Regions from separate parts of the Homo sapiens genome. Here region 1 is linked to region 2. The links are chromatin contacts, found by Hi-C or POLR2A ChIA-PET in ENCODE. All regions are on one chromosome and are shown on one strand. The core of a region is the stretch at or near the end of the contact, and the rest is flanking DNA. Distances in the headings are between cores, read along the strand shown. Region 1 overlaps SLC8A1 (solute carrier family 8 member A1). Region 2 overlaps SLC8A1-AS1 (SLC8A1 antisense RNA 1).

Region 1 (5,574 bases), core at 198-2,697, 200 kb after region 2:
GAAGCCATTTTCTCCTGAAAGTAACAATGTAGGTACTTTGATGTTATTTGCAGTGAAATTTACCTTTACAGGGATAACTGCAGTAACCTTTTAAATGAACATATGTATATATGTGAACTTGCACCTGTTATTGTTGTCATGGAAACAGTTCCAAAACATAAGATACAATTCTATTATTGAGGCAGTATAGTTCCCCAAATGAATTTTAATGAAATTGCAGCAGAAAAAAAAAAAAGAATTTTATGGAGGCTTCTAAATTATTTAGTAAAGTTTGCCAACTAGAATCTGACTACATCATACCATAGTAATCTTCACCTAAAAAGGAAACAACAGTCAGCAAATGTCAATCATGCAAAAAGGGGCATAAAGTAGGTTTATTTAAAAAGTGAACACAGTACCCCAATTCTAGCTTTTTAGTGTCTATCTTTAATATTGCCCAATCACTACTCCTATTGTTGATGGAAGTATATTTGACCATTAGCTGTCTGAGTGGCACACACCAAGATCACTGAGTTATCTGGATTTTTTTCCTAGTTTCTGTCATCTTTGGGCTTTCTATTGACATGAGGTGAATAGATTTAGGGCTAGAATGTTTTAAATGCTGAGAGACCTAAAGGACCTCTATTTCAACCCATTGCATTACAGATTAGGGAACCAATGCCTAAAAAAGTTAGGTGATTTGTCTGAGGTACACAAGTAAATGTGGCAGGGCTGCATTAGGGGTTGGGTTTCTGACTCTCCTCCTCCCATGCACAGTCACTGTGCTGCCTCGTGAAATACAGCCCTCTCTGCTGCCAGTTACAACTGGTGCATTCTACTCCAGCCTGGGCAACAGAGCAAGACTCTGTCTCAAAAAAACAAAAACAAAAACAAAAAAACTGGTGCATTCTTTCATAAAGGAAAGAAATCAAATTCTGAATGTGAATACCTGAATTTTCATTCCCCACTTACATTGTTACAGGAGTGAAGTACAATTTGCTTAATGAAATAAAATTTCAGTATCCTCCTTAGTGTATGTATCTCCTCACTAAATATGTTGATTGCATGTAGATTACTTCTTTTACCCATGGAAACCGAACGAATATCTTAATGTAAGAAGAGTAGTTTTCTCAATTTGTAACCACTGCTTCACCTCTTCTGTAATCCGAAGTCATGTGAATGAAATGTCCCAGGCTCATAATGAAGCCAACTGTGAAACCAGCGCTTACCTCCAAGTCAAGAGCCTGGGAAACATCTATGGAGCTTAGCTTAAAACTATCTGATGATGAATTGGGACTCCAGTATATCATTTTGTGCACACAGTTATGGCATAATATTTGGGGGAAAGGAAGCCTTCACAGTTATAAAATATGAGTGGGAAATGATTATCCCTAGATACAGAGAGTACTTATTATGTAACTGTTGTTAAGGGCTGACGACATGGCAGGCTCTGTGCCAAGTCAAGTCTCCGACGGAGCGGAGGACTCCCCAGGCTCTAGAAGGCCCCTGAGACAGTGTGTCATACAGTGATGAGGGGTAGAAAATACTCTAACCATTCAGGATGTGATTGTTTTGGCTTCCTCTCGGCTGAGCTTTTGGCACTTGAACTGGACCCAATGCAACACCACAGCTGGGAAATGACATTATTTGGATTGGTTAAGAGGAGTTTTTGAAGCAAACCCCACTGTAGTATTAGAGAAATAAAAAAATTCCTGCTATATCCAACAAGTCCCAGAGAGGCTGTCTCTCTATTGTTCACATGTTTGGACATGAATGTGCATTTATGAACACTTTTTTGTATAAATACACAGATATATAAGCTATGCAAAGCCATATAAATCTGTACTACTAGAATAATTCATTCCATAAATATTTCTTGAGCATTCACTACATACCAAGCACATTTTTCTAGTTTAAAAGTGAAGTCGGGCATGGCAGCTCCTGCCTGTACTCCCAGCTACTTAGGAGACTGAGGCAGGAGGATTGCATGAACCTAGGAGTTCAAGGCTGCAGTGAACCATGATCATTGCCATTGCACTACTGCCTGGATGACAGAATGATACCCCGACTCAAAAAAAAGTGACCCACATGTGTATTTGTCACTTTTAAAATAGAGACAATAAATTTCTTCCGTGATTTTTAAAGAACTTAAAACAGAGGTACTATTCAACCCAGCAATCCCATTATTGGGTATATACCCAAAGGAAAATAAATCATTCTACCAAAAAGGCACATGGACTTGCACGTTCATCACTATGCCATTCACAATAGCAAAGGCATGGAATCAAGTCAGGTGCCCATCAACAGTGGATTGGATAAAGCTAATACGGTATATATACACCATGGAATATTACACAGCCATAAAAAAGAACAAAATCATGGTTTTTGCAGTGATATGGATGCAAGTGGAGGCCATAATCCTCAGCGAATTAACACAGCAACAGAAAACCAAATACCACGTGTTCTCACTTACAAATGGGAGATAATCACTGAGCATACACGGACATAAACGTGGGTATAATAGACACTCTGGACTACCTGGAATAGGGGGCATGGGTTGAAAAACTACTTTATCAGTACTGTACTCAGTACCTGAATGACGAGATCCACACCCCAAACTTCAGCATCACACAATAAACCCGCACATGTACCCCCTCCGTCAAAAATAAAAGTTGAAATTTAAATAATAAATTCCTTCCTCACAGGTATTAAAAAGCACAATGTGAGTAAAGTACCTGATATGTGACCATAAATACCTGTCCCCCTTTGACCTCTTCTTTGCCCTCCCCTAACCTTGAGGTGTGATTAACCTTCCTGCCTTTTCAAATTCTGAAGACCACAACAGAGTAGGGAAAGAAGAGTGTGAAGGTGGTCCATCTAATCCCAATTCAGAGCCTGGGACAGACACCCATACTGAATCCTCTACTTTAGAAAAGAACTCCACAGGCTTTGAGAGTGACCTGTCACTTGTCATAGCCCCTAAGGACTATGAGCTTTTTCACCATAAGCATTGCCTATTTGTTCCAATCTAGTAAGATCAGATTTATCAACAGACAGAAAAATAGATATCAGTTTTTTTCTTATTCTAAAAACAATATGTTTATGTTGTTGAATACTGGGATAAAATATAGAAAATATTAATTATTCATAATTCCTAATCCAAGCAGTGTTCCACTCAATAATTTGATCTATTTCCTATAGTTTGCTACTAACTTCGGGGCAGATCTCCAGAAAATAAATATTGATGGGGCTATGATGTCTCCATTTTGACTAAATATATTGTTATATAAAGTGGTAACGCCTTACAATTTAAGTGTGAGAAGGATGTGTGTGTGTGTGCGTGTGTGTGTGTGAGAGAGAGACAGAGAATATGAATATGAATATGACAATACTTTGGAGAAATGTGTCCATTAGAATTTTACCACAAGCCAGACTGAAAACATCAAAGATGTTTAAGTAAAGCCTGTTTAGTTCTTTGTGAATGTAATTTTGGAAAACAAACTAAAACATAAAGATAAAAGGTCCACATTTCCTTTCATATTTGCAAATAAGGCTTATTTCATGAATGGTGAAATCGCTTTGTGTAATTTGTAACCTCATTGTTGTCCTGGATTGCCTGCCATGCTGCCTGTGTTTATGTTGCTTCTCCCTATGGCATGTGCTCTGAGCAGACAAGGGTATAATTATAAATCTCCATCCACTAACAAGAACAATGGTTGCATCCAGCAACTCGACTCTCCCTTTGTGAAGCTCTACAGGGATACCGTCTTGAATGTCAAAGGTCTACAAATGTCATAGAAACAGCTGCCACCACTTCTTTGCATTAGGCATCTCTTTCAACATTTACTCATGGTATTGCCTTACCCATCTAGGCAGAAGCAAACCAAAATCCAGAGATTTTAAAATATGGTATCTATAATTACAAGAAACAACAAGAAACCAAAGAGGAATACAAATACAACCATGCCTTGTGTTTCAAGACTTTCTAGACTTGCTTAGAAAAAAAGAGACTAAATTTTTGTCTCTGGGCAAAGTTAGTCAGACGAGAAAGACAAACTTCACATGCAAGGTATACTTTTTGCTGTCTCCATTTTTATAAAAGCAAAGTTAATGAGGCTTTGATCTTTATTCCATAGTTATTAAGATTATTTTCCTAAATCTGAGATCATTGCAGAGATATACAAGGTAGTTCTGCCAAATCATTCATTCATTCCTTCACCAAACGTGGATACGAGTGTCTACTGAATGTCCAGTAAAAGCAGGAATACAGACATTGAAGGCTCATTTCATTGCCCTTAGTTTCTACATATCATAGCTGTGATGCATGGAATATTAAGGAAACCCCTAAATCTTTAACTGAGTTAATTCACAACTTACCAGAGCTATTTTCAATTCATGAAAATAAAGGCCAGGCGTGTAATCCCAGCACTCTGGGAGGCCAAAGTGGGTGGATTGCTTGAGCCTCAGGAGTTCAAGACCAGCCTGGGCAACATGATAAAACCCTGCCTCTACCAAAAATACAAATAAATAAATAAACTGGGCATGGTAGTGTCTGCGGTCCCACCTACTTGAGAGCTGAGATGGGAGGATCACTTGAGCCTAGGAGGTAGATGTTATAGTGACCAAGATCACCCCACTGTACTCCAACCTTGGTGACAAAGTGAGACCCTGTCTCAAAAAAGAGAAAAAGAAAAGAAAGATTTCTCAAGTCTAAGTTCAGTATTTAAGAAAAAATAAAAAGTAACATCATGGCTTTGAGCTTGATTTTACCTCTGTTTTAGACTAAGAAGTCTATTCAAATGGAGCCTATGGCCCTGTAACCTGGCTCTGGGAAAATGAACAAAGGAATGCAACATCACATCAGCACTGTGTATTTTTGGAAGGGTATTGCATTTTTCCTTTGTGGTGGATTGGTCCGTGCACTTGAAAATACATTCACAGTGGGAAGGCACCAACTCTGCTGCACATTTATAGTTGAATCTATTTTTTTTCCTGACAAATATTCAAGTGGGGGAGGAATTCCATGTGAATGCTCTAGTGCCTCCTTCCCTCTGATGAGTCTAAGTGCTAGATAAACAAACATTATTTCTAAAACCTCAAGGGGAATACTTGAAACTGGAGCAACGTAAGAGGAAAAGTGGGCAGAATGGATAGCTTCTAGGGAGACTGTGACATTTCTGAGTAATTACTGAGGGGTCTAGGGTCTGGGGGACAACGCTCCCATCAGCAGCCCTTTTGTTATTAAAAAAAATGAACATCTGAGCAATTTAATGGAAAGTGCTGTGAAAACACAGCTGCAAGCCTTACATTCTTACCAGATCACCTCCTCTAAGCTTTCCTATGTAGAAATTTTGAAGCTTTCCTGGTATCTCCTCACTAGGGGGTTAGGAAGTAAGTAAATACACTGCACTCTTGGTTTAGTGGTGGGAGATACATTAGGAAAGCGTCAGTGCACATGAAGAGACCCACAGGCTAACAGCCATCATTTACTGAGCATCTACTACGTGAGTCTCCTTCTGAGCGTTTCCACATCTATTATCTCTTTAAATTTCCCAACAACACTAAGGTAATGACAGCCTTTCCTGCTGACCTATG
Region 2 (5,283 bases), core at 651-3,150:
TTCTTTCTTTCCTTTCTTTTCTTTTCTTTTTTTTTTCTTTCTTTTCTTTTCTTTCTTGACAGAGTCTTACTCTGTTGTCCAGGCTGGAGTACAGGGGTGCAATCTCGGCTCACTGGAACCTCCACCTCCTGGGTTCAAGTGATTTTCCTGCCTCAGCCTCCCGAGTAGCTGGGACTACAGGTGTCTGCCACCATGCCTTACTAATTTTTGTATTTTTAGTAGAGATGGGGTTTCACCATGTTGGCCAGGCTAGTCTCAAACTTCTGACCTCAGGTAATCTGCTCACCACAGCCTCCCAAAATGCTGGGATTACAGGAGTGAGCCAGTGCACCTGGCCTCATTGGTCTGTTTTCATAAATTGTTAAATTTTTTAGTATATTCTCTGTTCTTAATCATCCTTCTAAGAAGCAGCAAAACAAATTTCTCTCCTTTTCATTTTATAACAAGTAGGTAATGATCTTTTGGAGCTTGATAATACCCTTGAAGATCTCATGCTCTCCCACAACTTCCTTAAGGAAATAGTTCTAGATATGTATAGTTCCCTTTCTAAAAGGCATTCTGTAGAATAAAGTTATATATGATATATAAAACACCCTCTTCAAAAGTTTTCAAGTTACGTGATTGAGATAATTATGGCAGAAATACCAAATCCCATTTCATTTTTCTCTTCTTGGGTTTTTGGAAGACAACATCCTCTAGCGTTCCTTGCAGTTAGGTTGTGGCCATGTGACTGGTCTGCAATGAGCCATGAGCAGAAATGAAAAAGTGTCATTTTTAGGCTGAAGGATTTGAAAACCAGTGTGCAGCTCTCCAGCATTCTCTGTGTACCACAGCAACTGCAGAAGCTGTGTGTTAAGATATTTGTGTTCCAAAATGGAAGCAACCTGGACCACAGAGCATTTTCTCTAGAGAGTTCCCTGACTGAATTTAACTCCTATTGGCAGAGAAATAAACCGCTGTTATTTTAGGGCACTAAGGGTTGGGTGTTATAGGAAGTTATCAAGTAACTTCTGCATAGCCAAATTGATGGTTAAGCTTTATCCTGATTAATATGACCAACTCTCAGATCAGACTTACTGGGTTCCATTGCATGCCCTACCTCTTTCTAGCTGATCTTAGAAAAATTACTAAATCTTCTTAAGGCTCAGTTTCCTCGTCCTTACAATAGTACCTTACTCACAGAGTGATGAGGAGACAGGAAATATGAGGTGCTTAAAATAATATCTAGTACAAGATAAGTGTTCAAAAAGCATTAGCTTTTTGATGATAATTATGATGCATTATGATGACTAAATTCTAAAACAAAGCTATTGGTGTAAGCATATAAATACTCCTAAACAATTTCAATGTCCATATTTTTGTTTGTATTTAGAACTAATTATTCTTCTAAAGCAATAGCATTAGGAAAGTTATTGTTCAGTCAATATGTTTATTTTACTGAGGGGCAGTCATCAGATGTATGAGCATTAGTTTCTCACATTTGTTATCACATAATTGCATATAGTACTGTTTTATAAATATTTTAATCTTTTGCAATCATGGTTACATCTCTTTCATTCCTAAACCAGGTTATTTTTACCCTTTTTTCTCTCATAGTGTGATTTGTCTTGTCATCAACTCATCTTTCTATAAGTAGATGGCCGTCATGCCTTCTTCTTGTCAGTACATGTGGCAGTGACTTCCAGACATCCCTGATTCTGCTCACCTACCTTTGCTTATGCTGTTGTAAAGGTGGTGGGGAGGGTAGACGAGAGGTTGAGGGAGGAAAGGGACAAGATCCTTTCATGGCTTAATGCCTAGGTGGCTGGAAGTTTGGGTGTGACCTCACCAATGCGAAGGAACCCCGAGCTAGTTTTGTGCCTGCAGCGTGTGGGTGTGCAGTATGGAGAGTGAGATTTCAGGGTCAGCACAGAGCAGCATTTGTCACGTGCATTTGTGGTGCTGGCAGGACATTAAGATGGAGACATCCTGTGGCTTTTTAGAAATACAGAAGTTGAATTTTAGAAACAGTTTGCGCCTGTCTTTGGTAATTACTTTAGAAGAGAAGTTACAAGCAGAGGGATTGAGGCACAACAAAAAAGACTCCTTCACTTAAGGTATGGAGGAAGGAAAGGGAAGCAGTTAAGAGTATAAAGAGGAGGACCGTGGAAAGAAGATATTGCTCTGCAAGTCAAAAAGTAACAGTTGCATAGAGAGTAGCTGGCACATAATAGACACTAAGTAATTATTAAATGAATGAATGGAAGGGCATTGGACTATGCTAAATAGTACAGGCCATTCAAGGAGAATGCAGACTCATTCCTGACTCTATTTCACATCTTTTTTGTATTATTTGTTAATCTTATTTCTTGTTTTGTTTAGTATCCACTCCTCCACCTCAGTTTTATTTTACCTTGCTGGCTAAACTCATTTTGGAACAAAATAAAATATTGAGAAACAAAAGTATTTTTTTCAAGGTGACTATAAATTAGCATGATTTTAAAAACTAAGGAGTGAGTATATTTTCTGTTCTCATTGCACCAGGAGATTTCTGCCCCAAAGAACTTTATTATTAGGCTCTGAGTAAGCACATTGCCATAAGGACTTTACCCCTGATGCTTCTAGATGGCATCATCATTATAACAATAGATTTTCAGCTGTAAAATATTTCCGTGTAATTTCTATCCCAATGAATAGTAAAATATAGGCACGTAAGGGCCTATATGTAATGCCATGTTAAGAAAAGATTAGATAACAAATGATAATAGTGGTGACTTGTAAGTATGCATATATGTATACATATTAAATATACATGCAGTTATAAATCTTTATATAGAACATTTCTGAGGGAACCAAGGAGATGTGACTACTTGTTAATTCCTTGACAATTTTCCTTCCTAGATATTGAAGAAGTTGGAATTTTGGTTTTTGGTTTTGGCACTGTCGATCCCAATCTTTCCTTACTCTCCACTCTACAAGCTGTCTCTCCTGATTTTCCTTCAACTGAACATCGAGGACCTTGTCTTCAACCAAGCCTGCAGGGCTTAGCCATGTCCACGTGCTGCTGCACACAGGTGGTGGCTCTCTCCTGGGCTGCCAGCCTTTAGCCATCTATCTCCAGCTAGGGGTGCCGTGCATTTTGCAGCCGGGAGCCAATTACTCTTTCTGAAGCCTGTCTGTTCTTTTGGCAGCCAGACACAGAAGTGGAGTGAATTGGTAGTGAGCATGGGAACAGAGAAGGAGAAGAGTGGGACTATCTGTGGAGAGGATCTATTTGGTGACAGTTTCAGCCACACCCATGAACTGCTAAGCAAGAAGCCATTCCATTGGCTTGACTCTTAATGTTTATCTCTGATATAAACAGCAGAAAGATGAGCTAGAGAGATAAAACTAAACAGTGCATTTTCCTTGGACAGCAAGTACTCCGTATTATACCATTTTGTGTTTCCACAGTGCTGTTGACAGCTATTGGCTTAAATTAATGTTTCTACCTCAAAATATGGGTCACGTGCTAAAGCAAACAGATAGGACTGAGTAGGTAAATGAGGTAAGGTGAAATTAAAAGTATTTTGCAAGTCCTCAAGATATGCATATTCACATTTCATTTCCCCCTCATTTAGGGGAAGAAAAACTGATATTGTATAGGAAAAGTGCCTAAAATGAAAGAAACTTGAATTATTGCATGTCACATCGTTCAAATTTCACAAACTTGGATTCCTGAGGTCTTGTTTATTTGGGACCTTCCTGTGTTTGAGATTTCATTTATAGCACACACTTGCGGTATGACTCTCATTTCAGCTCCAGTTACCACTAGACTTGTGTAAACGTGTGTGCGTGTGTGTGTATGTATATGTATATGCAATTATATAAATTATATAAATAAATCTCCAAATGCAAGTAAATATTGTGTAACTTAAGGATCTAACCCGGAGTTCTCAGAGTTCTTAAGGAGCAGGGCTCTGAATGTGATAACTGAGTAGTCCCTGTTACTATTTAATTTATGACAATTCCTAGTGTTGGTAATCATTTACATATTTATTTCATGTTTCTGTATTTCAATAGCTGCCTAGCTTTCACACAGTACTTTTGGAACTAATAAACCTATTCCATTACCTTGTTGGATGTGCTGTTTCACTTTTAATCTATTGTGGCTTGTTGCAGTGGCCTAATTAAAAGCATGTAGCAGCCATGTTACTTAATTTCACAAATGACTCACTTAATACCCTTCACAGGAAGTGTGTCTTCTGTAGAACATTTCAACTGAATGTTTTTTTCTGACTTCTTCTCAGTGGACCTGTTGTTGAGTGACATCTCATCAGACACTTTGTGTTGGGTTTACATTTTTTTTAAGCTTTAAGAATAATTTTACTTACATTAAATTATTTTATTAAAAGAAAAGTCTTTTCATTCTAAATTTATTATTGATAAATGCAGCCTTATTTATTAAACTAAAAGAGGAAGAGGAAGATGAGCTGGAATCTCTCTGTGGTGCCTTGGATGGTTTTGGGATTCCAAGGAATTTGAGTCAGTTATCAACACCTTTTAGTTATATCTTCCAGGGTTTCTTCTGGGTTTTCTTTCTTCCATTACACTTTAAATTATTCTGTACCACATTAACCTCTGAATCCCGGTACAGTGGAGTTGATTGTGTATGACTATCTGAGATAATACAAATTGTTAATATTATAGAAAGACTATATTTTGCATTAGAATGCAATTTTGTGATTAAATTTGAATTTCCACGTCTGTAGTCCTGGTCACTCTCAGTATTTCCTCCCAAATAATGATGTCACCAACACAGGAGAATGATAGGAAACAGCCTGGTACACCTCTCTTACTATTTCTCCTCAATACTTCTGTTCTTTCTTATTTGTGCTAGGAGTAGGTTGTACTCTTCTCAGAAATGCAGCTAAAACCAGTCGAAGTTCTAACTGATCTATCCTTGTCTTCTTTCTGTCCAAATCCCCATCCCAATGCAACTTTTTTTTTTTTTTTTTTTTTTTTTTTTTTTTTTACTGGAATGGGGGAGAATATTAAATATTGTTTCTTAAATATTTTGACAGATGGGCTGAAAGTTTTATAGAAAATGTAACAATCAGCTTCCTGATTTAAGAAAACCATCTTAAACAAAAAGGATACTTGGTGGCAGGATATTAGGAGAAAGTCCCTGAGTAGGTAGGAGATGCAAGCTAGATCCAAGGTAGCAAAGGGTTGGGAAACTAAGGGAGTCTTCAGAGGGAGAAGCCAGGTGCCCACCCAGGGCCATGCTGCAGAGCTGCTATTTTCTAAAATTTTTATTTGCAT

Evidence for each region. A loop is a pair of places that touch in the nucleus more often than their neighbours do. ChIA-PET counts read pairs that join two places held with the same protein, here RNA polymerase II (POLR2A).
Region 1: a loop to region 2 is called in a map of IMR-90, with 2.6 times the contacts of the local background. The contact joins two enhancer-like sites. A Hi-C loop is called at or near these places in 2 of 168 maps with a recorded cell type or tissue (IMR-90 and OCI-LY7). POLR2A ChIA-PET finds 5 or more read pairs at or near these places in 1 of 52 experiments (SK-N-SH).

Annotation. Positions count from the first base shown.
Region 1 is chr2:40,238,829-40,244,402 of GRCh38, forward strand. The region is part of intron 2 of SLC8A1 (solute carrier family 8 member A1); the gene reads right to left. All of the region lies in intron 3 of SLC8A1-AS1 (SLC8A1 antisense RNA 1), which reads left to right. Among named protein-coding and RNA genes, the nearest start is that of SLC8A1, 210 kb to the right of the region's middle. RefSeq lists an enhancer at 3,432-3,982. Within about 2 kb of position 1,448, at least 15 of the 41 ENCODE cell types and tissues checked have a DNase peak (open chromatin) inside an H3K27ac peak, as active enhancers do.
Region 2 is chr2:40,035,556-40,040,838 of GRCh38, forward strand. The region is part of intron 2 of SLC8A1-AS1 (SLC8A1 antisense RNA 1); the gene reads left to right. Among named protein-coding and RNA genes, the nearest start is that of SLC8A1-AS1, 120 kb to the left of the region's middle. Within about 2 kb of position 1,901, at least 2 of the 41 ENCODE cell types and tissues checked have a DNase peak (open chromatin) inside an H3K27ac peak, as active enhancers do.